3 separate regions of the Mus musculus genome follow, and all the other regions are linked to region 2. Evidence: chromatin loops called from intact Hi-C (ENCODE). Cell type or tissue: gastrocnemius. All regions are shown on one strand. Links, peaks and the distances in the headings refer to the core of each region. The heading gives the core; the rest is flanking DNA.

Region 1 (8,186 bases), core at 2,850-6,849, 65 kb after region 2:
GTATAGAATTTTAGGTTGAAGTCATTTTCCTTTGTTTTACAATGGAAGATTGTGCACAGGAAGCAAGTGTTGTACACTGGAAAGTTTTCTTAATTTCATTGGTGATATCTTCTGTCATTTGGCCATTCCATTTTGAGTTTTGTATAGATACTTCATTTCTCTCTATTTATACTTTGTCTTTTGTTGAAGCAGTTTTCTTCAAGTTCATTTTTTTAATTGGTTTTTATTTCTCTCTTTCTCTCTCTCTTTCTTTCTCTCTTTCTTTCTCCCTTTTCTGAGATGGGGTTCTCTGAGTAGCCCTGGCTGTCCTGGAACTCATCTGTTTGCTTCTGCCTCCCTGAATGATGGGATTAAAGTCATGCATCACTACCAGCTGGCTGAATTTTTCATTTCTTATATTAAATTTTATTTTTCATTTCCTGCCTATACTATTCTGTTCTGGACTTGAAAGTATACCTTTTCCCTTCATATAATAGGTTTTATAGTGTTCTTCTTGATGTGTAATGTATTGCTGATATGTAATGTATTGTTAAGTATTTTTTTGGCATTTGCTTTCTGTCTTTCATGTTAAAGGAATGCCAAATATGTTTTTCATGTTTGAGTTCTTTCTTGGGGGCTTAAGGCATAATGTAACGTAATAGAAGTCAATTGAAATATCTAAATTTAGATAGACTTAAACTTTTCTCTAGTATGATTGGGGGGGCATTTTTGGTGAACTCAAAATGTCTTGAGTTTTGTATTGGTTATACACTTATGCTTTCCCTTTTGTAAGTTGGTGCACATGTATATATGCATACACGTATGTGTGTGGGTGCATATTAACATATACTGCATGTGGAAGCCAGATGGCTTAGGGTTAGGGTTAGGGTTAGCAGAGGTCAGTGCCCTATGTCTTCTTCAATCACTTTTTATCTGTTTTTGTTGTTGTTGTTGTTTTGTTTTTGTTTTTTTGTTTTTTGAGATAGGGTCTCTCATCGAACTTGGTGCTTTCCAATTCAATTCACCTAACAGGCTACCAAGTCCTGGGATTTTCTTGTCTCTGCCTTCCAGCCCTGGGATTACAGGCCCACAGCCTCACAAAGTAGATACTGAGGATCAGATTTGTGGCAATCATTTAATCATTTTACTGCTGTCTCTCCACAAAAGATTTCCATTTTTATGCATGGAGAATAAAATTCTGATTCATGGAGGAAGAGGCTTAAGTATCTCCTCATTCAGTCTGCACTCTGTCAGTTTTCAGTGTTTTTCTTCCCTCTTTTTCTTTCTTCCTTCCTCCTCCTCTCCCTTCTTCTCCCCCTCCTTGTTTTTTTGGCTGTTGTTACTGTAGTTGGAATCCAGCACCTTGTAAATGGTACACAAGCCCTCTCACAAAACTACAATGTTGCTGTGACCCTCTTACTTATTTTCAGACCTTGCTAGGTTTAGGGAAAGCTAGTGTTTAGTGATCTGTTTTTGATAGGAGCTTCTAGAGTTCTTACCTCCCCTCATAGCTTTGGCCATTGGTAGAGCCCCCTCTACCATTCTTTTTTTTTAACTTGTTGCCAAGTGCTTCTTGAAATACGTTTTTGGCCTTCCAGATCTTTCTAGCTGTTTTATCTTACTTTCATTTAAAGAAAAGAAATTACGCCTTGGAAAAACCTCTCCTGACTGCCTAGGAATAAAGCTCAGCGGTAGAGAATTTGCCTAACGTGGACAACAAAACCGAACAAAACAAAACAAAACCAAAAAACCAAAAACCAAAACTTCTCGTTTATAATTTTTATAGGATTAAGGGGATGAAATGAGGTATCTTCAGTTTGTATCTTAGTTTTCTTTTCTTCTTCTTTTTTTTAATTACAAGCTTATTCTATTTTATGGAGTGGATCATGTGTTTTATTTAATGGGTGTGGGGGACATTGAGGGACTTGATTCTTGCCAGTCACTGTGTGGGCCCCAGGGACTAAACCCAGGTTGTTGGATATCCTCAAAGAAGTTTTTACTGAGACTGCCTTGAGGGAGTCGAGGACAAGGACAGAGATGCATGCCCTTTGATTCAGGTCCCAGGGAGTAAGTGGGCCCAGCTCTGCCTTCTGTAATTGCTGCAGGGAGGGAGGGAGGGAGGGACAGGGCCTCCAGAAAAGGAAGCGGGTTGGCATGAGAAAGTGGAAAGTTGTGTTTAAAGTTTGTTTAGGATTTTGGTCAGTAACCTAAGAAATAAAATTACATTACATTGTTTGAATTATAACCTAGAAAAGCTAGTGAAGCCATGAAGATGTAGTGTGTATGTTAGAGCCCTTTTATACCTTTTCAAAAGAAGTTTTCAATAATTTATACACGTTATTCCACTAATGTGGTAAATAAAAATTATAGTAGCTGACTCAAGTGAATTTCTTCCCTCTTGCAAATGATTATAGTTCTGGATATAAAAATTGGTTTGTAACTCTTGTTTTCAGGGCTATCTAGATTCTTGATTGTGATATTACTTTATCATTTACAAATTCATTAGACCAGATTCTTAGAGCAGAGCCATCCTGACTGCAGGTTGTAGTTGGGACATGTCTGCATCACTGTCGTGATGAGATGAGAAGACTGTGACAAAGCATGCTATTTTCTCCTTGTGAGATGAAATGTGAGATTGTCGAGGAACCAGTTACCCAATTAAAATTCTTTCCAAGTCATTTATTTTTACAAATAAATGATGTGGCTTTGTAAATAATCTCATCTAAAATTTCCTAAAAGATTTCTTGTGACATTAAGTTAAGCCATGTTAGACTTAGAAATATTAATAGAATTTAAAAACAAGTAATTAAGTTATTATGTGAAAATGTCATAATGAAATCTGTTATATTTTAATTAAGAAACAGTGCTACACAAGCCTGACCTTAGGTCTGTTCCTGAAACCTACTTTGGAAGGAGAGAACTCCTGGAAGTAGTCCTCTAATATCCATGCAAAAGCCATGGGCATGCATATGTGCTCATATATGTGCTCATATGGGCATATGCATATGTGAATATGTGCATTCGTGTACATACACGATGATGATAATGACAATTGAACAGTAATAATACAAAGTTGAAACAATATTTCTATAGCTGTCTTAGAACTCAATTATTCTATGCAAACAGTAGACACTACAGTCCTTCTCAAAACACTAAAAATGGGAATGTGCTGTATAAAAGCACATTCTTTACCACATTGAACTCTGAACTGTAGTCTTATAGGAGAAAATTAGGAAAAAAAGAGACATTGTAAGTGAAGGTTCACAAAATGCACAGTTTGCTGAGTTTTTATGTCAGAAGCAGAATAATGAGAATCTCAAAGTACTGTGTGAGTTGAGATAATTTTATACTATTGAATAGAAAAATGATATTCTAATGGAAGACAAATTAAGGTGCAGTTTCTGATCTTCTGATTTTACATGGTATGTGAAGAGAGAGTGTTGAAGTGTGGTCAATGAAGTGGAGATAAGAGCTAGAGATCTTGAGAGCAGTTACCTCAGGTTTGGATGATGGACACAGTGAGGAGAAGAGGGTTGGCTGTTAAGGAGAGGACCATTAGTGTTAGTTCTGAATGGTGGGTGTTCTAGCCCATGTTTGTTAACCCAGGACTTTGGAAGGCAGATGCATGAAGAATGCTATATGTTTTAGGCTAGTCTAGGTCTAAAGAGTGAGACTGTCTCAACCAAACAAAACCTGTTGAATCCAGACGAGCCTAGACTAGAATTTATCTGTTGAGTTGGACTGTTGTTTTTCTGGGACACGGAACAAAAGGTATAAGCCACGACAGCAGCCTGATATTCTCTTTTCTTGTTTTTATTAGAAGGAGAAAACCCAGTATCTAAACAGGTTGGCTAAAAACTGTATGGATGAGTGTACAGCTAGGTTATTTTTCAGCTTTTATTGAAGTTTGACTGTTATTTAGTCTCTGAGCCTGTTATGGATATCACAGATTGGTGGTAAAGCCTGCCATTAGACTCAGTAACAATTGAGATAGTACCCAAGGTTTATCAGGTTAGCTATACTGTGAGCACATCTATTCAGAACAGTCGTAGTTTACTAACATCTTGATTTTATTGAATAAACGAAACCATCCTCAGCCACAATGCTCTAAGGCTCCTGTGGCTTGGCCAGGTAAGGTATCACAAATACCTTCGGGGGGTAGATGCAGGAGGATTGCGAGTTTGAGGGCAGCTTGAATGTACTGTGGATTCAGGGTTTTGGTTAGTGAGATTGTCCCAAAAAAATACAAAACAAGGGTTGGTGTCATACTTCAGTGATATGAAGCATGTAGTATGGTCAAGGCCCAGGCTTGACCCCCCCCCCCAGACTAATTTTTTTTTTGTAACTTTTATTTTTATTTTTATTTTATTTTATTTTGTTTTCTAATATAGCTTTTAAGACAGTTTTCACAGACATTGTCCAGTTCATCTCATGGAAACTTGAATAATGTCTCTTTTAAGACTGAGTAATTAAAAAAATGTATATGTAATATATCAAGTGTATACAGAAATAGAATGAGATAAGGAAACACGTGAATTATCATCTCTTGCGGCCAGTCTGTCTGTCACCTCTCTTATGCCTTAAACAGTCGTAGTAAGTGCCCACATTTAGATAGCACAACACAAGAACACTGAGCTTGAACCCGTGTGCGGAAGGATGGAGGAGCCTGGCTCCAGAGCTGCTGGAGCCTGAGAAGCAGAACAGGCCCTTTGTGTGCCTTGGGGCCTTTCTTCTGCCAAGTTTGCTGGGGTGTTCTCAGATGTGGCTTGATTATACCTCCCCACTTCCGGACTAGGTTGCACCCTTTGTCCTCCGGTTCCCCTTCCCTGGGAGTCTCTGGTCTTCATTGACTTTATACTAGTACCATTGACTTTATACTAGTAGCTCTGTGTATCCTGGGAGTGTACTCAGGACATTCAGACTACAAAGAGATATTTAATTTTATGGGAACTTATTAAAATATGCTTTGTTACCACCTTAGTTTTTAAGACTGTATCATTCCAACTAAAAAATGTGGTTGTAAAGTCTAACCATTCTGCTAGATTGAGTACTTTTGAAGCTTAGATTTTGTCAAAACAATTTAATTAGCTTTTTAAAATTAAAATCAACGTGATCAAATGAATATAGGATTTAGACAGATTTGACACTCTTCTTGTGATGGCCGTGTTCCATTAAAGGTAAAATAGAAAAGGTAAATAGAAAGAAAAAGGGGCTCTTGAGTGGGGTTCGAGGGACTGGCTTTCTCCTCTCTTTTCTGGACTGAAATGGAGGCTTGCTTTCAGGCAATTCCCTGGTGTGCACTCTGCGTGATTTGGCTCTATCTCTGTTACTGCTAATACGTGGCCTGGATTTCAAGTTGTTTGGGATCGGAATGTGCCCAGACTCTGTATTGCAAGTCCGGATTCCCAGGCATTTTGTTGCAAAACTGGCTTGCTGCCTTCTTTTTTCTTTTCTGTGTCCTAAGTGGCTGCATTGTTTGTTGCAGTATATGCATTAGCTATCTGTGTTCAGTTTATTGCAGCCTGACAAAGTGGGAGGGGCTTGCTTTGCTCCATGGCTGAGTTTTCACTGTGTGAGTTCTTCAGTGCACAGTGCAGCCATCTTAATTACACTTTTGTGCAACTGAGACTGTGCAGCTGTCTCAAAATGGCTGCTAACCCAATCCCTGAAGCTGCATAGGCAGCAAGTGTGCCAGTGAGGAGACTTGTCACATGCACCAGGATCAGAGGTAAGAGCCAGGAAGCTTTGATCTTTAAGCATTACAATTAGAAAACATTAGAACATGACCAAGCTTGGATAGGAAGGAGAACTCGCATGTGAAAAAGTTGGCATGTTTACTAAGACCTGTAAGCTTGTGTTAGAGAAACCGTGTGTTGGGATGGTGAGGTCAAAGGTTAAATTCCTCCTGTGATTCCTCACCAGTTTGTTGTCATTGTCAGGACACTGGATCACCACAGTGGTGCTTTTCTGATCCATGCCGAATTTAATGCTCCTTGTGTATTTGATAATTAATTCATTAGATATTTGTAGAAATTCAAACTGTATATTGAGAGTTTTTTAAGAAGCCATTAATTAGCCTTGTTTAGAAAGATTATGATTTTCTGACTTTTAAAATGAGATTTTTATGGTAGTTTTATAAAAAGAATGGTAATTTGCTACATTAAAACATAGAAAAAATATTGTTTTTTTGTTATATGCTTCAGTGCTGTCTCACATGCTCACTAATTATAGTAAATATATGTGTACACATACACACATGCACACACACACATGCACACACACACAAACACACACATTTATATAGTGTCGTACTTTTCCTTAGGTTACTTTTTGTTCGAATTGGCATTTGGATTTAGATTTTAAATTTCAGAGTAGTTTCACATATAGACCTGTACATTTTTTGGTCAATCTAATGCAATCTGGTACCTAGAATAAATATTGTTTTAGGTAAGTAGCATTATTGTACATATTTAAAATTGTTAATACTCAAATTGTAAATTTGAAAAAGGTGTTTAGCATTGTAAAACAGAAATGTTTGCTAAACTACAATATCATGGTTTCCTAGCAAATTGGGAGAATAATTTTTTCTTTCTCTTCCTTTCTCCCTCCCTCATTCCCCCCCCCCACCTTCTTTTCTCCTTTTTCGAGTTGTGATCTCAGTGTGGCCTGCTGTTGGTTGTGCCTAGATTGCTAAGTATGTGAGGCCCCTGACCTCTAGTCTCTGCCTCACCAGTACTTGGATCACAGGTTCGTGTGCTGCTGCGCACTCCCGAAAGCAGGAATGACATTCCACTCACATAATTCAGGTAGAACAGTTTTATCTTAAGCAGTGCTTATGTTATAGTAGTTACTAAATTATTTTCTGAATGCTGTCATATACTTCTGTTGCTTTGTTAATAGAGTAGTTTAAATATATTCTTGACTGATACAGTAGAGAACAGTTAGTTATGTATGTTTTGATAGAGGAGCTTTTATTTTTTATTTTGTAATCTTTTACGCTTTTCGATTTTTATTTTCTCCCCTCTGTTTTTATTTTTATCTTTAAAAAACAGTGTCTCATATACTATAAGCTGGCCTTGGAACATTTGTTCTGTGGCCTGGGCTGGCCTTGAACTTGTAATCTTCCTGCTTCAGCCTACCAGAATTAGAGGCAAGTACCACCACGTCTGATTCTAAAGCAACTTCTAAAATAGCAAATTACATTTTTGCAAATTGAATTTGTAATCACATGTGCCTGTGTAGCTTTGAACCTTGAGCTTGTGATCCAAGGATGGGAGGCAGAGACTGGAGGTCAGGAACCTAAGGCAAGCCTCGCCTACTTAGCAGGCCAGGGGCAACCAATAGCAGGCCACACTGAGATCGTGGCTCAAAAAAAGAGCAAGAGGAGGAGGGAGGGAGACAAGGAAGGAGAAGGGAAGAGAGAGAAGGAAGGAGGGACAGAAAGAGAAGAAAGTTACTCTCCCAACATATTAAAAGGCTATACATGAAGTTTTATTTTGTACTTATTTCATAGTATAAATTTATTTAATTTACTTGTAATAATTGTATTTAATAAATAAAGTATTGTGTTTAACAAAACTTTGAAATAAGATCACTTATGACCTTAAGAATTTTATATTAGTATCCAGACCTGGTTGACTTTTTTGCAGAGCTCAGCCTCTAAGGCATTATGGAATTCTGTTTTGAGTTTTCCTGAAATGCATCTACTTTTATTCCTTTTTTGATTTTTCTTGAAGATCTACACTGGAACATTAAAGCTGCTACTTAATAGTTTAAGATTGCTGCCTTGTCATGAACTTTAATTTATACTTACTCTTGCTTATATATTTTTAAATAAAATAATGTTTTTTGTAATTTAAACTCAAGTAAAATTATGAATTATTGATAATCTTAATGATAGTTTATATAAATCATCTACTCGTGTGCATTTGCCCCCCAAACAGAAACAAGGTGATAAGTATGAGAGTGAGCCCTGCTTTCTGTAAGCGTGTGCTCAGTGTGGCAGAAGCAGGGACTGGCTCCCATCTCTGTCACTTTCCTTTTCACGTCTGAGCAGTAAGGATCTTGGGATAAGGATGGGGGAGGGGAGTGTGTACTATTTAAAATATGTGTATTTGAATAAAATGCCATAAGACAGCCATTTGGTTTTTAATATGGTAGAAAACTACTGCTAAGGTTGAAGTGCCCGAGTAGTTTACGCTGGCAGT
Region 2 (8,186 bases), core at 1,793-5,792:
AAAACAGTGCTAGTCCAACAGTCTCAGAAGCAAAGAGGTTAGGTGGCAAGATGGAACAGGAAGGGGGAGGAGGAGGGCTGTGCTCCTGTGAATCACTTGCCTGGGCCACAGGAAACCCTAGGGTAAATCCCCAGCTCCATTTAAACAAACCAAAGAGACAAACAATGCAGGCACGCGCGCGGTCTGTGTCTATAATCCTGTGCTCTGGAAGGTGGGGGAGGGATCAGATTCAAGATTATCCCTCACTAGCAAGGGCGCTTTAGGCCAGCCTGGGCTACATGAAACAACAGTTGCAGCGGAGAAAGAAGAAACAGGACCACCTCCACAGCCACCAGGAAGAAGACGGAGAGAACCGCGGGGCCACATTGCAGCCTCTTGTCACTCTGGCAGGACATCCATCCCCTCGGGTTCCTTCTTCACTGTGCAGAGTGGAGAAAGAAGCTCATTCCAGGTAAGGCTCTGATGCGTGGTGCAAAATGTCAAACAAACAAACAAACAAAAAAAAAAACGGTATAGCTAAGGCTAGCCCGGAACTCCCAGTGGTCCTGCTGCCTCTGCCTCCCGATCACCGGCGCTACAGGCAGATGCCACTAACCCAGGCCTGGTTCCTCGCCCGTGGACTTGCATTTCCTCTTCTGAAGAAGCTGGGGGCTGGGCTGGCGCCCAGTTTCCACGGTTTTATATTAAGGTTTCCTGAGGAAAGCAAGGGAGGAAAGCAAAAGAATGCCATCTGAGAGCACGGAGCACGCGCCAGCTTAACAGCGACTCAAACAACATCCTGCTTTTGTCAATGTCCTGCCATCTACAGCTGTGTGACATTAGGCAAATTACCTAACCTTTCTGAGTCTCCAGTTGTCAGGCCGCTGCTTTGCCTGTACAAGCAGCCGTGAGGCTGAAACTTGCTTCTGCATGCAGTGGTTGCTTTCACACACACCGCTGAGCAGAGCTGGATGAGGTGGCTTTGGTCTGTGTGACAAATGCCAAGCAAGCCATCCACAGGAGGAATAGAAATTTAACTTGGCTCTGTGTGCTGCAGGCTTTATTTAGTCTGGGGTTCAGTCCGTGGTCAGCTGTTTGTGCTGAGTCAAAGGTCTCTAAGGGAGGATGGGGGAGAAGGAAATTTCTTAGTTTTTGTTGACCATTGCAGCAGCAAGGGTCACAAGAGGACAGGTTTTCAGGGGCGCATCTTTAATTCCAGCATTTGAGAGATAGAGGCAGATCGCTGTGAATTCAAGGCCAGTCTGGTCTACTTAGAGAGTCTCAGGACAGCCAGGGTCACAGAGAGAGAGACCCTGTCTAAGAGAAAGAGGGCTGACAGCCCCTGAGACCAGGCTCAGCAGTTACTTCTCTAATTAGGCTTCACCTCCAGCCTTTATCATCTCCTAAGGGTACAGAACTACCAGCCTGCAATGTCAACATTCCAAAAACTGAAGCTGGAGGATTGCTTAGAGTTCAACACAAAGAGCATCAGACCAGCCTAGTCTATAGAGTAATCCATGTCTCAAAATTGAATTTATTATTAAAATGAAGTGAAAGCCACAAGTTACAGGCAGTTGAGAAAATTCAGTTATACAACCATTCGTTAAGCAAAGCCACTTGGTGAGCCGGGAGTGTTCACTCATGCCTGTAATCTCAGTCCTCGAAAGATCACGAGTTTGAGGCCACTGTGGGTTACCCAATTACCAGGCTAGTACCAGGCAACCGTGATCGCATAGCAACACCCTGAGTCAAAATACAAACAACCAGGGCCGGAGAGATGGCTCGGCTGATAAGAGCACATTCAAAACCTTGAGGACCAGATTTCAAATCCCATCACCCATCTAACAAACCAGCAGAGAACCTGCCCAAATCTGAAGCTGCACCATTGAGAGGGTGGAGACAGGAGGATTGCTGGGATTTGTTCACTTCCCAGCCTAGCTGAGATAACAAAAGGTCCTGCCTGGTTCGGAGAGAGACCCCGCCTCAAAGGAATAGGACTGAAAAGGAAAAAGATGCCCTGGAACCCTCCTCTGGCATCTACTCGCACGTGTGCGTGCGCACGCACACACACTTAAAAATCTTAAATTCAAACAGCAGCTCAGAGAATACAGAACAGAGACACATCTCCAAAGTCTTCTCTAGAGCTTTTAGAACTATAGAATGAATCCAAGAAAGCCAGGGTGGGGCTGTAACTCGGTTGGTAGGGTATTTACATAGCATCCACAAAGCCCAGAAGTCAATCCTCAACACCAAATAATCTGGGGATGGCGGCCCATGAATATAAGTCTAGGACTCAGAAGTCGGAGGCAGGAGGCCAATCTGGGCTAAAGAGCATGCCTCAAACAGGAAGAAATAAAAATAGAAGAGGAGAGAGAAAGAAATTATAGCTTCAATAAATTACTCCTGGGCGTGGCTGACAACCAGAGAAGAAGTGACACCTGGGACACAGGCTCAGGACCATGCAAACTGCCACTTGAAGTTCTGGGGCTTTTAAATGTAGCACAGCCAAGGCCGCCTGTGGCCAGCAGAGGGAGTTCTTTTAGAAGATGGAATGGTAAGGCGTTTCTCCCCCGGAACAAAGGAAGTATTGTTGGAGGTGGGGGTGGGAGCACCACGCAGGCAAGCAATCTCATGCTCAGACAACACCCCTGGAATCCAGTTCCACCTCAGGATGAATCAAGTACCACTGAGGAGAAAACACAGACTGCCGGGGCTACAGGCTTGTTTATCAGGACGTCAGGAGCTCAACTGCGAGGAGTCAGCTGAAAGCTCTCACCCCAGGAAAGACACCCCAGAGCCCAGGACAGAAAAGGCATAGAAGGTCAAGTGTCCAAAAAGCCACGTGATAGGAAAAGAAGACTCCAGGAAGTGATAGGCCTGGGCCAAGAGAATGTATTTGAATTTGATCCATCTGTTCAACACATATTTATTCCTTGCTTTTTAGCAGGTACGGTGTCACAAGCCAGTTGTTCAATTTTGATCAGAAGGACATGGCTTAAGGGGAATATAAAGCTTAAAGGAGGAGACAGGGAACCTATAGAACAAGCACACCATGTGAGGGCGCACGCGTGCACACCACTGCAGTGTACTGTAACCAAGTAGACTGGGAGGAGGAAGGAGGCCAAGTGTTCCGCCAGGCCCAGGGAGGAAAGGCCTGAAACCAGAGAGGATGAGATGCCAGGGCGCCTGTGGATCGCCAGCTTATAGAGCAGATAATGAGGGTGGCCTAAAGAGCCCACTGGACCATCAGAAGGCCAGAGGCCATACCTTAATTTCTACCTTTCTAGAATCCCCTCTAAGGTTTCACATTCTGGAAAGTTCTATATAGATATTTTGTGCCTTCCTACAATAATTACTTAGCACTCCTGAATCTCAGAGGACCAAATTCAATGGATGCATTCACATTTATCTCATACCCATTTTCAGGATTCCGGGAAACCAAAGGTACCTACAGCAGACTCTATCCGGCAGAGAGAGAGGAAGGGAGCAGGAAGGGAGCAAGTGTCAACCTTCCCTTTCTTATAAATAAATAGCTTCTCTAGGTTGCCTGCTACAATTGGCCTTTTCCCAGAACTTTATGCTCCACTGAAATTACTTAAATAAACAACTTTGGGTTTTGTTTTGCAAAATGCAGGGTTTCATGTACCTCAGACCGGCCTCAAACTGCTTACATAACCTTGAACTCCTGATCAACACACCCACCTCCTGAGGGTTGCTGCCACTCACCACCTTCGCGACTCTGGTTCTTAACACAGGAGAAAAAAGGCTGTTCCCAGCCCTTGACTCCGGATTTAGGGCTAAACTTTAACTAATTAATTTATAGTTAATCCCATGAACTATTATAGAAGCATTTCAAATGCCATGCATAGGAATAAGAAGAGATGCATATGAAACAGGCAGAATGAAGCATCCTCAGCTAGGCGGCCAGGCATTTTGGGTTTGGACAAGAAACTGCTCAGCAGCTTTCTGACAGCTTCACACACTACCTGAACTGGCCAGCAGAGGGCGACGAGGGAGCCGTCAGACACAACATGGAGCCACACCCAGATCATGGTTGCTTTTTCTAGTGTCTCTTCCGGAGTTCTCAAAAAAACTCGAAATAAGAAATTCTTGTCAAAGAAAAAAGAATGAGAGAAATCGAGACGATCTTTTTATTGAGATAATAGCATAAACATACGACTACTGGGCATTTTCAAGTGGACAAACCTGGGGGAATTTCACTTCAGCATCATGCTACATGCCTGTCTAATCCCAGACATAAGAAACGCCTGCGTGTGATATAGCTAAAATTCACAAATCTCTCAGCAGTGTTTTGACCTGAATCTGTCACATCCCCACTTTGCCCCTACCCACATTCTGGGAAGAATCCTGCTCTTCCCTCACCCGGCAACCCCCAGTCAGCCTCCTGTATCTTACAGTTCACACCATCTGATCCAGGGGTAAAGTTACAACTGGAAAAACAAACCCATCTGCGTCCTTCAGTTCTTCCTCTGGCACGTCTACAGTTGCGGAAGGCAGTGAGCACAGATACTGTTCCCCAGCTCTGAATGGTAATAAAAATTATCAAATTCTTTTACCTTACAGTTAATGAAATGGAAATGAGCAATGAACTCTACCCAAAACCTTAAGTCAGTGATGAGAAATGTAGTTGTTTCTGGGCCTGTCTGAGCATCATTTGAAGCGCACCATGTTAACTGATAAGATAACAACTCAGAAATAACTAATATCATAAAGCCAAAAGGCTTACAACCTAGATCCATTAAAAAAAAAAGAATTTAATTTAATCTACTTCATAGTTTTTTTGTTTTGTTTTGTTTTGGGGGGGTTGTTTGTTTTGTTTTTTAAGAAAAAGGGAATGGGGGTGGGGTGGGTGGGAGATTGTTGTAGGACACTGGATTGAGGGAGGGCGGGAGGTGTAGAGAATGGGGCGGTTCCGCCCTAACAAAGAGGCAGAAACTGTGTCTCAACAGCCACCAAATCCAGTTCAGGGCGGTTTGAGCCAGTTTCTGAGCTGGATTGAGAACAACAGCCACAGGCTGAGACTTCACTAGGGTGAAATGGAAAATCTAGCATGGATTTTACAGACAGACCTGAACTGGACGGGGACTTGCTGGAACCTAAACCCAGTTCCTGGGGTGGCAAAGTCAGATGAAATACCAGGCCTGGTGCCGGATCGGTTGCATATCATCGCAGAGAAAGTTCAGAGTCGGGACTCTCTGTTGAGATCCGGTCCACATTTTCCCTCCTGCTGCTTCTGACTGTAGCTGGTGAGGGAAAAAGGGCCCCAGGATATCAGTTTTCAGAGAGCTGGCCAAGGCCTTGGGGGGAGGGGAGGACTTTGCGGCCTGGTTTATTGCCTGTGCTGGAGAGTGGGGGCGGGGAGGGAGGTAGGAGGGTCTGAAACACTGAGAGGAGCACTTCACACCCTGCATGCAGTTCACACCATTTTCCAACACCTATGTTTGCATATCTTTGCAAAGCACAAAACACACAACCCCCCCATGCCTATGGTACACCCGGCTAACAATTGGATGACAACATCTTCTGCCCCAGGCGTTGACAATGCATGTGCCCAGTTGGGCCAAAGTGCTCTCCTTCTGTGTCCCCAAATACACACATGCTGTACACACCTCAACTCAAAGCAACAGCAATCTCAGACGACACTGGAATGATGGTTAAGTCTTTGACCGGCTCCCCTCCCCCAGCTGGTTGTCCAGCAGCCCCCAGGGTGAGCGACTCCAGGAGCAGCTGCCACCCAGTTGAACCGGATGTCGTCCAGTGTGCACTTCCTAAGGCCACACAGGGGTCAGAGGATTCCCAGACAGCTACCACCCCTCCACCTTAAAAATCTCCCAGGACTTTGAGGAGTTCTAGAACCTAGACAAAGCCCAGGTCAGTCTCGTTTGGAAAGGAGGAGGAGGAGTGTGGAACCTCTCCTCTTGAATGTCCCCAAATGGTTGGAATCTTTCAGGGTCAGCAAGGGAGCACCTGGAGTCTTAGAAGCCAGTCTGCTCTGGGAATGGGGGAGGGGAGTTCCTTTGGTGTGTCTGTGGGTGTTGAGACGTTGAGGGAGAAGACTGGGAGACCCAGGGCTGAAATGTCGACATGCCATTCCTTCTGTTACTCTTAGACATCTGGAGAGACGGTTGGAACCCAGCCTACTTTGCATTATTTATGTGTGACCTTTGAAGCAGGGGACGCTTGTTACTGGCAGGCATTCTCTATCTGTTGCTTATTGCACAAGTATTGACTAAGTCCTTACATAGAAATGGCAGTATCAAGTGCGCCGGTATGGACCCTATTTGTTTGTATGGTTGTTGCTTGGCAAAGAGGTGGCTGACTTTACGGAGAGCAGCACTTTTATGTGACGATGTAGTAACCCACAAAAGAGATTAGCAGGAGAAATCATTAGAAGCCCCACACAGTACCATGCATTTCATATCTTACATGAGCCTAGCCACTGTACATCCCTGAGAGCGAACGGCATTGCTGTTCCCATTTTAGAGATGAGAAAAATAAAGTTCGAAAGGATCAGGTAGTGTTACTGATCTATAAAACCTGTCAGAGAAAGATATTGGCTCCAAAATCCGTTCTTTTAACCTGACTCTATGCCGCCATCATGGTGTCAAATGCTTGCCAGCATTTCTAAAGCGCCTACTGTGTGACAACCTACTCTGGGTGGAAGACACGGTCCTGGTGACGCTGATGAGAAGATGGTCCCTGCCTTCAGCAAGCTTTCAATCTACTGACTTTTGTTCCAAGAAAATCTCGGGCCTGGCAAGCGCAGGGCTTTATTTTCGGACTCAAAGGCCATCTGGGAAACTTGAACTTCCCAGCATTCCCGTGCAGTGCTGGGTGTGGGGAGGCCTGGAAACCGGGAGTGACCTGGTAACAGCAGGCACCAGACAGGCTAACAGCCTGGCTGCCTGGAAATGGGCAGGGCCTGGCCCGGGGAGCTGTAGCCATGGCAACCCAGCCTGTTTCCAGAACAATGTCTCCAGCCAGGGAAACAGCTCCCGGAGCCTCCCCCTATATAATCCCCAGAGCAGACTGGAGGCACAAAGGACTTCATTCTAGTGTGGCTCTCCACCCTAAGCCAGAACAAAGCCTGCCATTTGTTGCCTGGGCCCTGTCTTTGTGTTGCGCTTGTGACAACATCCACAAAGCACAGCAAATTCCTTCCTTTCCGCTACCTCTTTCATTTATATCGTATTTATTGTAATTTTCCTTTATCCCCATTTTACAGATGCAAGATCTACAGCGTGAAGGAGCTTGATAGCTAAAGCGAACCTTTAAAACCCAGAGGCCTTTCAGGTTTGCCTGTTTTGTGACAGGGCTCTCCAGACACAGTGAAGAGAGGTCCTGTCCACGGCCCGGACACGGTGGCACTTGGAGACTGGCCCTGGACTCGCCCAGGCCGGCTCTCTGGAGATTGAGGTTCGCCCCGCCCCCACGCTGCAGCTCGCCCCTCCCCCACACCACGCCCGCCCCTCCCCCACGCCGCAACCGCAGTCTGGGCCGGAAGAGGAATGCGAATGCAGAAGGCACGCCCGCCCCGCCCTGCAGGCCTCCGCAGCAGCTGGTTCAGAAACTCAGCCTCACAACCTTGAAAAAAAAGACAGCCAGCCGGCGCCTGTGCTGGTCCAGGCCACCCAATGGTTACTTCCTGTGCACTGAAGGTTGTCAACCACCCATGCAGAGTGTAACCTCCCTGAAACCGAGCACAGGGGACAGCCTCCACCCTCAACACCAATAACCCGACAGATAGATGGAAGTGTAATATAAGGACGGGAGAGATGTTAAGGTCTAAGCTCACAATCAAAAACATAACTATAATTATCCAGAAATGTCTACATTTATAAGTAATATAAATATTTAAATTATGTCCCTCCCAAAAGAAATGAGACTTCTAATACTTTATTGTACACTTTTAGCCCCAACACTTGAGAGACAGAGGCAGGCAGAGTGTAAAGGCCTCCCTGGACTACCAAGTGAGTTCCAAGACAGTCAGGGCGGCACAAAGAAATCCTGTCTCAAAAAAGAAAAAAAAGAAAAAACTTGCCCTAAAAAATCGGTGATAGCTCACACACATAATCCCAGCACTCAGATGCTAAATCAGGAGGATTGTCAAGAGTACCCGGCCAGCCTAGGTTGTATAGCAGGATTCTGTCTCAAACACACCTTTCTGCCGCAGAAAAACATGAAAG
Region 3 (8,186 bases), core at 2,850-6,849, 89 kb after region 2:
AGGGCTTTCATCAGCGTGTAGTGTAGTGATAAGTAGAGATTTCTCTTAAAGGGATGTTTTAATTTTGAAATAAAAACACACTGTCCATGCAAACTTTCATGAGGCTGAAACCGCCTCTTGTCAGCTGTGATTTTAAGGTGTTCTACTTTGATACTTAGACACTGTGTACATTTTATTACTTACATGTAAATGTGTGAGCATGCTAGCTTAGAAACTGTTAGAATGTTCTAGATTACTACCTTTGCTTTCAAAAAGAACAGATTTTTTTATTTAAGAAATTATTTGTAGGTGTCAGTTACATACATGCAGGGCATAGTCTCTAGTCGGTATTTATTACATAGTCTGAACTATATAGTGTGTGCTCATTATTATAACATTAGGATACTCCAATTTTCATTATATTGTGAATGGCTTTAGAAGCATATCATGGCATTGGTATATTTAAGATGTTTTCTGATATGAAAGTTTTGCCTTCCTAAAATATGCCTGTACTAAAAATCTTATACTGGAGATATAACGAGATATGCTAAAGTGCTTTGTTAATGTACATGTAGGTATTAAAACCAAATAATGTTTATTTTTAAATGATGCCTTAAAATGGTGGCAGAAATAGGAAATGGTAGCAATACTGGTGAAGAATTGATAAGAATACTGGTAAAATATTGTAAAGCCACCAGTCCAGGACGTGCGATAATGCATCTCCTGCACCCTGCCAGGTTTGGTTACATGTTAGGCTTCGATTAGACTCAGAAGACATTTGTTTCATTTCAGATTTTCTGGTTGTCCTGGGAAAAGATAGTTAATGGAATTTTCCATGAGTAAGAAGACTGTTAGATTCTCGGCGCTGCAAGCTTTGATATTTTATAGTGTGTTTAATGAACAGTCCTATTGTCTTTTGAGATAAACATGTTATTGAATCTTGTCCTATTTAGAATAAGGAAGAAGAGTAAGAGGCTTTTTTGGGTATGCAGAGACAAATGTTAGTAGTATTTACATGTACTACCTTTATTAAAAGCAGAAATCACACCAAATACTTAAGCACCTGGAAAATTGAACTTCCTAAAATAAAGTATGAACAACACTCAGTTTCTTGGAATTTTTTTTTCTTCTAAATTTATTGTGTATATATGATTTTGCCGGCATATACATACAACACACACACACACACACACACACACACACACACACACACACACACACACACACACACACACACACACACACACTGTGCATCCCATGTATGCTTGGGGCCCAGGGAAGCCAAATTTTGAGCCATCTCAGTGCTGGGTGCTGGGAATTGAACCTGGTCCTCCTGAAGAGCAACCAGTGTTCTTCTTAAGCACTTAGCCATCTCTCCAGCCCTGGTGGTAGGCCATTTTGTTTTGTTTTATTTTTAATGTTAAAAATATGACCGAATGAAAGAGGTCAGAGTAAAGTCACAGAAAAAGAATGCACTTTAAACAAAACAAGGCATCTTGGTTTTTGAGGTACATTTTTTTTAAAGTTTTGATTTAATACATATTAACCTGGATAAGGCCAAAGTAATGAATTATTATCAGACTAATGGATAGTAAACAGTGAGAAAGGTTGTTAGTATTTATTGTGTAACTGATTATTTCTTATGGCCCTTCATGAATAAATACTGCCAATTCCCAAGCAATGCAAACCTTAGAGCTATCAACTGAGAAATGAGGGTTTGTTTGTTTTTAGTTTATATTACTTATCCACCCACCCATCCATCCACCCACCCTCCATCCACCTACCTATCCATCCATCCATTTATTTATTTGGTGTGTGATTGTGTGTTCATGTGTGTCTTGGGAGTCAGAGGACAGTTTGTGGGAGTCTTCTTTTCCATTCTTCCAAATTCAAGTCATGAAGATCATGATGATGAAGGTCAGGCCAGGTCAGCATGACGACAAACAGATTCTTAGCAATAGAAATCGTGGGTAATGAGTAAAATGATGTTTAGGGGTTGATTATTAGTAGTCACGTTTGTTGATTTGATTTTGTTAAGCCATCTAAGGAAAGAATTTGAATAAAACATTTTCCCGGCCTAGAGAGATGGCTCAGTGGTTAAGAACACTGAGTTCAGTTCCCAGCAGCCTTAACTCAGGATCCAAGGCATCTGATGCCCTCTCTGGCTGCTGATGGCACACGCACACATGTGACAGACATTTACATAAATGAAAACAGAAACAAATTCTCAAAACCTGGGATTTTCAGCATCTGATTAGTCAGAAAAGTATTGGTGATGTTTCTCCCAGCGTGGACATAACTGAAGTGTTTGTCAAAGAAAGATCTGGGCTGCATTTACTTAACATGATTTTGCTTTTGTTCAAAATTTTTTGTGAGTTGTATTTTTATGTATTCTTTATTAAAGCTACTAACTTAAATTAGCTTGGTGGTTGTGTGTGTGTGTTTTGAATCAATGATCTTGGTATTTATTTGGGCTATTTTTAGAAACTACAGACCCTAGTTTAAATATAAACAATAAAATGGGGGAGAGACTTCTCAAAAATCAACAGCACTGTAGATGGCTTTTATCGACACAAAGCATTTGAGTTGTGGTGATGTATAAGAGGTTTCCATTTTCATTGTTTCCTTTGACTTCCACCGTGCCTGTAGTTCTTAGAGCACTTGCCCTCATCTGCTTCCTTTGTTGCTGGGTAAGGTTTGTGATACTTTTCTCTGATTGGCTTTAGGCAGCTAAGGCTTTGAGCCAATCAGAGAGTGAATTTCAGTTCCCTCGCAGGACTGAAGGACGCGCTGAAGCAGCTGTTGATTTATTTCCCTTATGGGGCGATTATATAAACTAAAATTATGGCTGCAGCAAGCTCCCTCTTGGGTATGTTTGAAAAATTGCAAGGTTCACCTGTAATGAAGGGGGAAAATGATGAGTTTAAAAACGTGTTGACTAGGAAAAGCTAATAAAGATAGTGAATTTGGGGCAAATAAATTCTGATCATAGATTTTTTTTTGTAGTATTAAAAAAAACCCTGTAAAATTAACTTACAATCCATACCTTTTATTGCTTCAAAAGCAGAGCTTGTGTTGTCTTTTTAAAAATCAACTGTGAAAGGCAATTAATTGTGCTTGTTGTAGTAAATACATTGTTACCACTTAGAGCAACCAAAACCGGACATTTTGATTTTGTTCTGTGATTAAGCTGAGTCAGGTCCATGCAGTAGACAACACAGCGCTTTGTCATCCTACCCATGGTCCAGAAGCCTGTTGAATTTTCCGTTTGGAAATCTGTATTAGTAACGGTAGGTGAAATGGTTTGAGAGATCATCTTAATTATTGGGACTTAATATTTTGGTGGGATATATATATATATATGTATATATATAAACAAATAGAAGAGCTATTAACCTTGTAAAAGAAAATATACTTTGAATTTTATAGGTTCTAACTCATTATGTAGGAGTGGTATTTTTATGTATTGTCCCTGTTTAGCTGATTCCTCAGATAAGTTATATTTTAGAAACATTTATGAACATTGATTAAATCCAGATAAAGTAGCATAAAAGATCTGTAAATCTTAGCCACTTGTCTATGTGTGCTGTATATGTAAACCATATCATGGATTTAAGACAGGGATCTGTGTTCTAGGTTATTTGTTTCAGACAAAGAACCACATTGCACCATTTCAGCTCTGGGCTTTGTCAACTAGGTTTCTCTGACCTTATTGTCTGTCTCCTGTTGCTGGGCAGGAAATAGAATGCTGGCTACTGATTGGCTGAGTTTCTATGTAGCTCTTGAACAGCCACTTAAATTCTTGAGTTTTTTGAGCAGGGAGATTATAAGCTAAGACAAAACAGTTTCCCTTTGTTTCATGGCTGTCTGTGATCTCTTGCTAGAAAATGAAAGAAGTGGGTGCGGGGAGGGGGCTCAGGAAAAGTTCTCCTTTGAAGAAGAGGCTCACTGCTCTTCCCTTAAAAAGAATTTATCAAAAAATTGAAAAAAATTACAAGGCATAGAGACATCTCAGGTAACACACTTTTCTCTGGTTATTAATGTATAAATTTCTATAGAAAAATGTTGATAATATTTCACCAAGTTCTTGGATCTGAATATGTAAAGTAAGGACTTAAATACTTCGTTTTTAAACTCCTTTTAGATTAAAAAAGTACTTTCAGGAGAAATTTAATTCATCACGTCATGTGATGTACTTCTAGGTACGGCAGACATGTTCTGCTGTAAAATAGAAATGCCTTTCCTGTAAACTGAGGTGCGGTCCTGTGGAAGCGCTTTGACCCATGTTGCTGCTGTACCGAGGAGCAGAGATTCTCCAGAATAATGTAGGTGGATGTGGATGGTATCTGAAGTCCAGAGGGCGATGCTAAAGTGAGCTGTAGGATTGCTTACCTTCTGCTAATGCCGCCTTGGAGACTTGTTTGCAGGGTACACGCCCTTCCCTAATGTAAATTTTTCCTAATGAGCTTTGCTTATGCAAAATAGATTTCTCAAAGCAGACTGCTGATTGGTTTGCACAGATACGCCTGAACTAATTTGAACTTGTTCATGCTACTTCCTTATTGCTTTGTCTGTTTAGTTATACATAGAACCCACGAGAATCTGCTGAATGGCTGTAGTGTGCCCCCTGGTGGGGATGGAAAGTATGGAAGGTCTCAGGCAGGACTTTAGGTGATTAGTGAATTCAGTGGCTTTGTTGCAAAAAACCAACTTGACTTGGGTTATATTTATTTGTATTAAGTGTTATTTGGTAGAGAGAATTTAGTAATAGTGTTTGTTTACACTGGCTTACTATATTTTCAAATATCTCTCACACAAACACACACAATATGTTATTTAAGAGAAAATTTGTCTCAGAGTCTGAAAGTTATACTTAAAAACTCCACGGAATGTACATAGAGGCTAAACATAGAATCATTCTAGATGACCTGTTTGTGGTTGCAGTCTCACACTGTAGCACAGTTTGGACAGGAACTGACGATAACTTAGGCTGGCTCAGACTTGTAATGATCCTCCTGCCTCAGCCTCCCAAGTGCCAGGATTACCAGTGTACTCCACTTTGCTTGGCTTCAATCCTTAATATTAATTAATTAATCATCAATTAGTCACATCTCAGATAATTCTCAGCAAAGCTGGTGTTGGTATATGCAGTTCCTCTTAAGATACTTTAAGATACAGTTTCTTTTAAACACTTTAAAAACTTGAAATGCTAGGCAAGCAGCCTCATCCCGGAGATGTGGGACTCAAACTTACAACTCCCAGCCAAGTTCATTGATTATTTGCATTGTGAAAAGTTAAGTATGGTTTTTTTGTTTTTGTTCATTTGTTTGTTTTTGTTGTTTTGAGACAGGGTTTCTCTGTATAGTTCTGGAACTCAGTCTGTGGACCACGCTGACCTCGAACTCAGAGATGATGCCTCTCTCCTCCACACCTAAGCTTTGGAATTAACGGCATGCACCACTACACTGGCTTATGTTTTAAAAATGTTTAATTTTAATGTAAATAATTATAACTCTTGTTTAGGCATAGAATATCTGAAAATGGATATTTCAAAGTTTAAAGGAATAGTACTTCAGTATTTGAACATATTTAAATGGCAGTCACACTACATTTAATATGTTTATTATAGTCAGACTCATGAGTGCTAAGCTTGTGCTGCCTGGCTATAGTTCACAGCATGCATTGGAAGCCCCTGGGTTTTATCTCCTGCCCACAGTTTATGCAGAAAAATGTCCAGGTAACAGGACTTGCAGGTGGAGGAGAAAAGATGCTCGCCGAGTGTAAATCCTAGGCTTAAACAGGACCAGTGGGGGTTTGTTTCAAGGTTTCTGTAAATAGAGTTGAAAGATCATTTTTCTAAGAACTGTACTTTAAATAAAAAGAAGACACTAAGAACTGTTTAAATTATTGACTTAAATTCAGAAGGTGAGTGCAAAGTGTAACATAATCGGGACATTCGTTGACAATGTACCGTGTCTTTAGAGCTGTACTGGTCTCTGACAAATAGGTCAAGCTTTGTATTTATTGAACAACATTCACTATTAACAACTTAGGGTGCTTATTTATTGCAGGTAAGTTATATTAGTAAGGGTGCTAAACGATACAGTGTAGAGTAGATTGTTTTGTGGAATTTAAAAGTAAAGCCTCACTCTTGATTGGGTGATACCAGGAACTAAGTGTATCAATAAAAGAGAGAAAGGGGTGGGGGAGAGAGCATCTATGTGCATACACATGCACATTTACATATGCTTTTGTCTGCCTATAGTTAATCTCTTGCTTTGGTGGTTCTGGGCCCATACCCAGGACCTTCCTTACGCATGCCAGGCAGAACTGCTCTGCAGTGAGCAGGTAGTCTTAGCTCTGTCTTCTTACTTGCTCTTTTGTACTAGCCTTTTGATAACATAAAATTGGTGATATGGGCTGCCTTTGTTTCTCTTGTTATTTTAATATCATTTCACAATTAAATGTAGCATCTTCCTCTTGAAAACCTTTAGCACTCTTGCTTTTTTAGAGTCTTAGTTTTAATTATAAGGTAGTACTGAATATGATCTAATGGATATTCTGTCTGTTCAGGTGGGTCCTCGCTTACTCTTGCTATTGTGTTTATGTGGTAAATCACACGCACACGCACACACACACATACACACGAGCACAGGCACGGGCATATTGTTTTAATTTTACAGACTAGAAGTTGAAAGTGATGCTGTAGTCAAGGCATAGTTCCTTGGATGGCTCTGAGGAAGGATTTGTCCAGACACATCTCCGAGCTGCTTCGAGTTGTTTGGCCTGTGATGGTATAGCTCTTGTTTCACATGGTTTTACTCTGTGCATGCTGAAGTCTCAGAGACATTAATCAGTTTGTACTAAGGCCCATCCTATTTATCCTCTTCTCATCTACAATTTAAGCAGTAAGACTACAGTACCATATTCTCACTCATTTTAAGGAAAAATTGTCAATCAGGCTCTTTTGTGGCCCTGTATAGACCAGGATGCTTCAAGACTTGTTAATGATCAGCCTTGCTTGGCTTTTGGATAGGAATTTTTGATAATGATCATTGGTTGGGTTTTGGATGTGAATTTTTGATAATGATCTTTACCTAGTGATTAGTATTATCTCTTGAAGAAATATTCTGCTTAGTCATTTATAGATAGAAGAAGAGAAAACTATGGAAATTTGAAAATGCTTTAGCAGAAGACAAGCTGTGAGCTGGAAATGTAGCTTGGCAGTTAAGAAAGAATATTGGCTGCTCTCACAGAGAAGCCGGGGTTTGGTTCCCACCCACATGGTGGCTCAGAACTGTCTGTAATACTAGTTCTATAGGATTCACCACCGTTTCCTCACCTCTTCGCATGCATGGACTCGACATAGCTATTTGGTTACATGCACATACAATAAACATAAGCACCTTGGCAAACATTAGATTCATTTGTGTGTATATATTAGGAAAGGTGAAATTTAACGGAGAACCGAGGACTAAGCTTGAACCACAGGGGAAGGACGAAGTGCAGTGCTTAGTCTCAGTTGTCAGGTGACAAGATCTAGACTTCTTGAGAGGTGGGTGGGCCTCTGGGATTTGCCTATGGATGGGTTTATCTTGATTAGGTTAATTATGTAAAAGACCCACCCACTGTGAATGGCCCTGTTCCCTGGGCTGGATGTGGGAAAAAGTAAGAGTGTGCGGGAGTTTGTCATGGCTCTGACTGTGTCTGTGTCTGTGTGTGTGTGTGTGTTTGTGTGTGTGTGTGTGTGTGTGTGTGAGAGAGAGAGAGAGAGAGAGAGAGAGAGAGAGAGAGAGGCATGTGACCAGCCACTTCAACCCCTGCTCATTCAACCTCCCCAACATAATGGGCCGTATTGAACTGTGTTTCAAAACAAATTGCTCTCCCCAAGCTGTTTTTGGTCAAGAGTATTTTATCACATTATCTGAAAAAGTAACTTACCAGATGCAAATTAACCTCATTCAAAAAGTCAAAGCCTTGATATTAGGGGAGAAAGCAGCAACTGCTGGCAGATGCACAGCAGGAGCTTGAGCAGTGAGAAGAGTACATTCTTTGACAAACAGACGTGATGGGACTCGAGCAAGATTGACCAAAAGGAAGAACATATTCAATAGTTTGTAGCTATCACCACAGTGAATGTTAGAACATTTTCATTATTTCAATCCTGTACTCTAAAGCATTTATTTCTTGCCTTCTCCAAACCTGCA

What was found. A loop is a pair of places that touch in the nucleus more often than their neighbours do. Peaks named below come from ENCODE experiments on the same cell type or tissue, not always from the same donor. Only the 100,000 strongest peaks of a DNase experiment are listed, where the experiment ranks them.
Region 1: it touches region 2 in a loop (8-fold over the local background); 15 of 42 quality-filtered maps call a loop at or near these places.
Region 3: it touches region 2 in a loop (10-fold over the local background); 31 of 42 quality-filtered maps call a loop at or near these places.

Annotation. Positions count from the first base shown.
Region 1 is chr6:136,527,347-136,535,532 of GRCm38, forward strand. All of the region lies in intron 1 of Atf7ip (activating transcription factor 7 interacting protein), which reads left to right. Among named protein-coding and RNA genes, the nearest start is that of Atf7ip, 13 kb to the left of the region's middle. In gastrocnemius, for the core only: no CTCF peak of the experiment used is centred there; DNase peaks (open chromatin) are centred at 4,704, 5,297 and 5,564; H3K4me3 peaks cover 1,761 bases; H3K27ac peaks cover 2,994 bases.
Region 2 is chr6:136,463,533-136,471,718 of GRCm38, forward strand. Gm36897 (predicted gene, 36897) reads left to right here and starts at 143. Exons shown (of 2, transcript NR_168025.1): 1 at 143-451; 2 at 7,226-7,876. In gastrocnemius, for the core only: CTCF peaks have their summits at 2,477 (motif pointing right) and 3,974 (motif pointing right); DNase peaks (open chromatin) are centred at 2,514, 3,093, 3,973, 5,025 and 1 more place; H3K4me3 peaks cover 894 bases; H3K27ac peaks cover 4,000 bases.
Region 3 is chr6:136,551,237-136,559,422 of GRCm38, forward strand. All of the region lies in intron 1 of Atf7ip (activating transcription factor 7 interacting protein), which reads left to right. LOC108169175 (a long non-coding RNA gene) reads left to right here and starts at 2,855. Exons shown (of 2, transcript XR_001785397.1): 1 at 2,855-3,269; 2 at 4,182-4,309. In gastrocnemius, for the core only: CTCF peaks have their summits at 2,856 and 4,612 (motif pointing left); DNase peaks (open chromatin) are centred at 3,769 and 4,605; H3K4me3 peaks cover 785 bases; H3K27ac peaks cover 1,666 bases.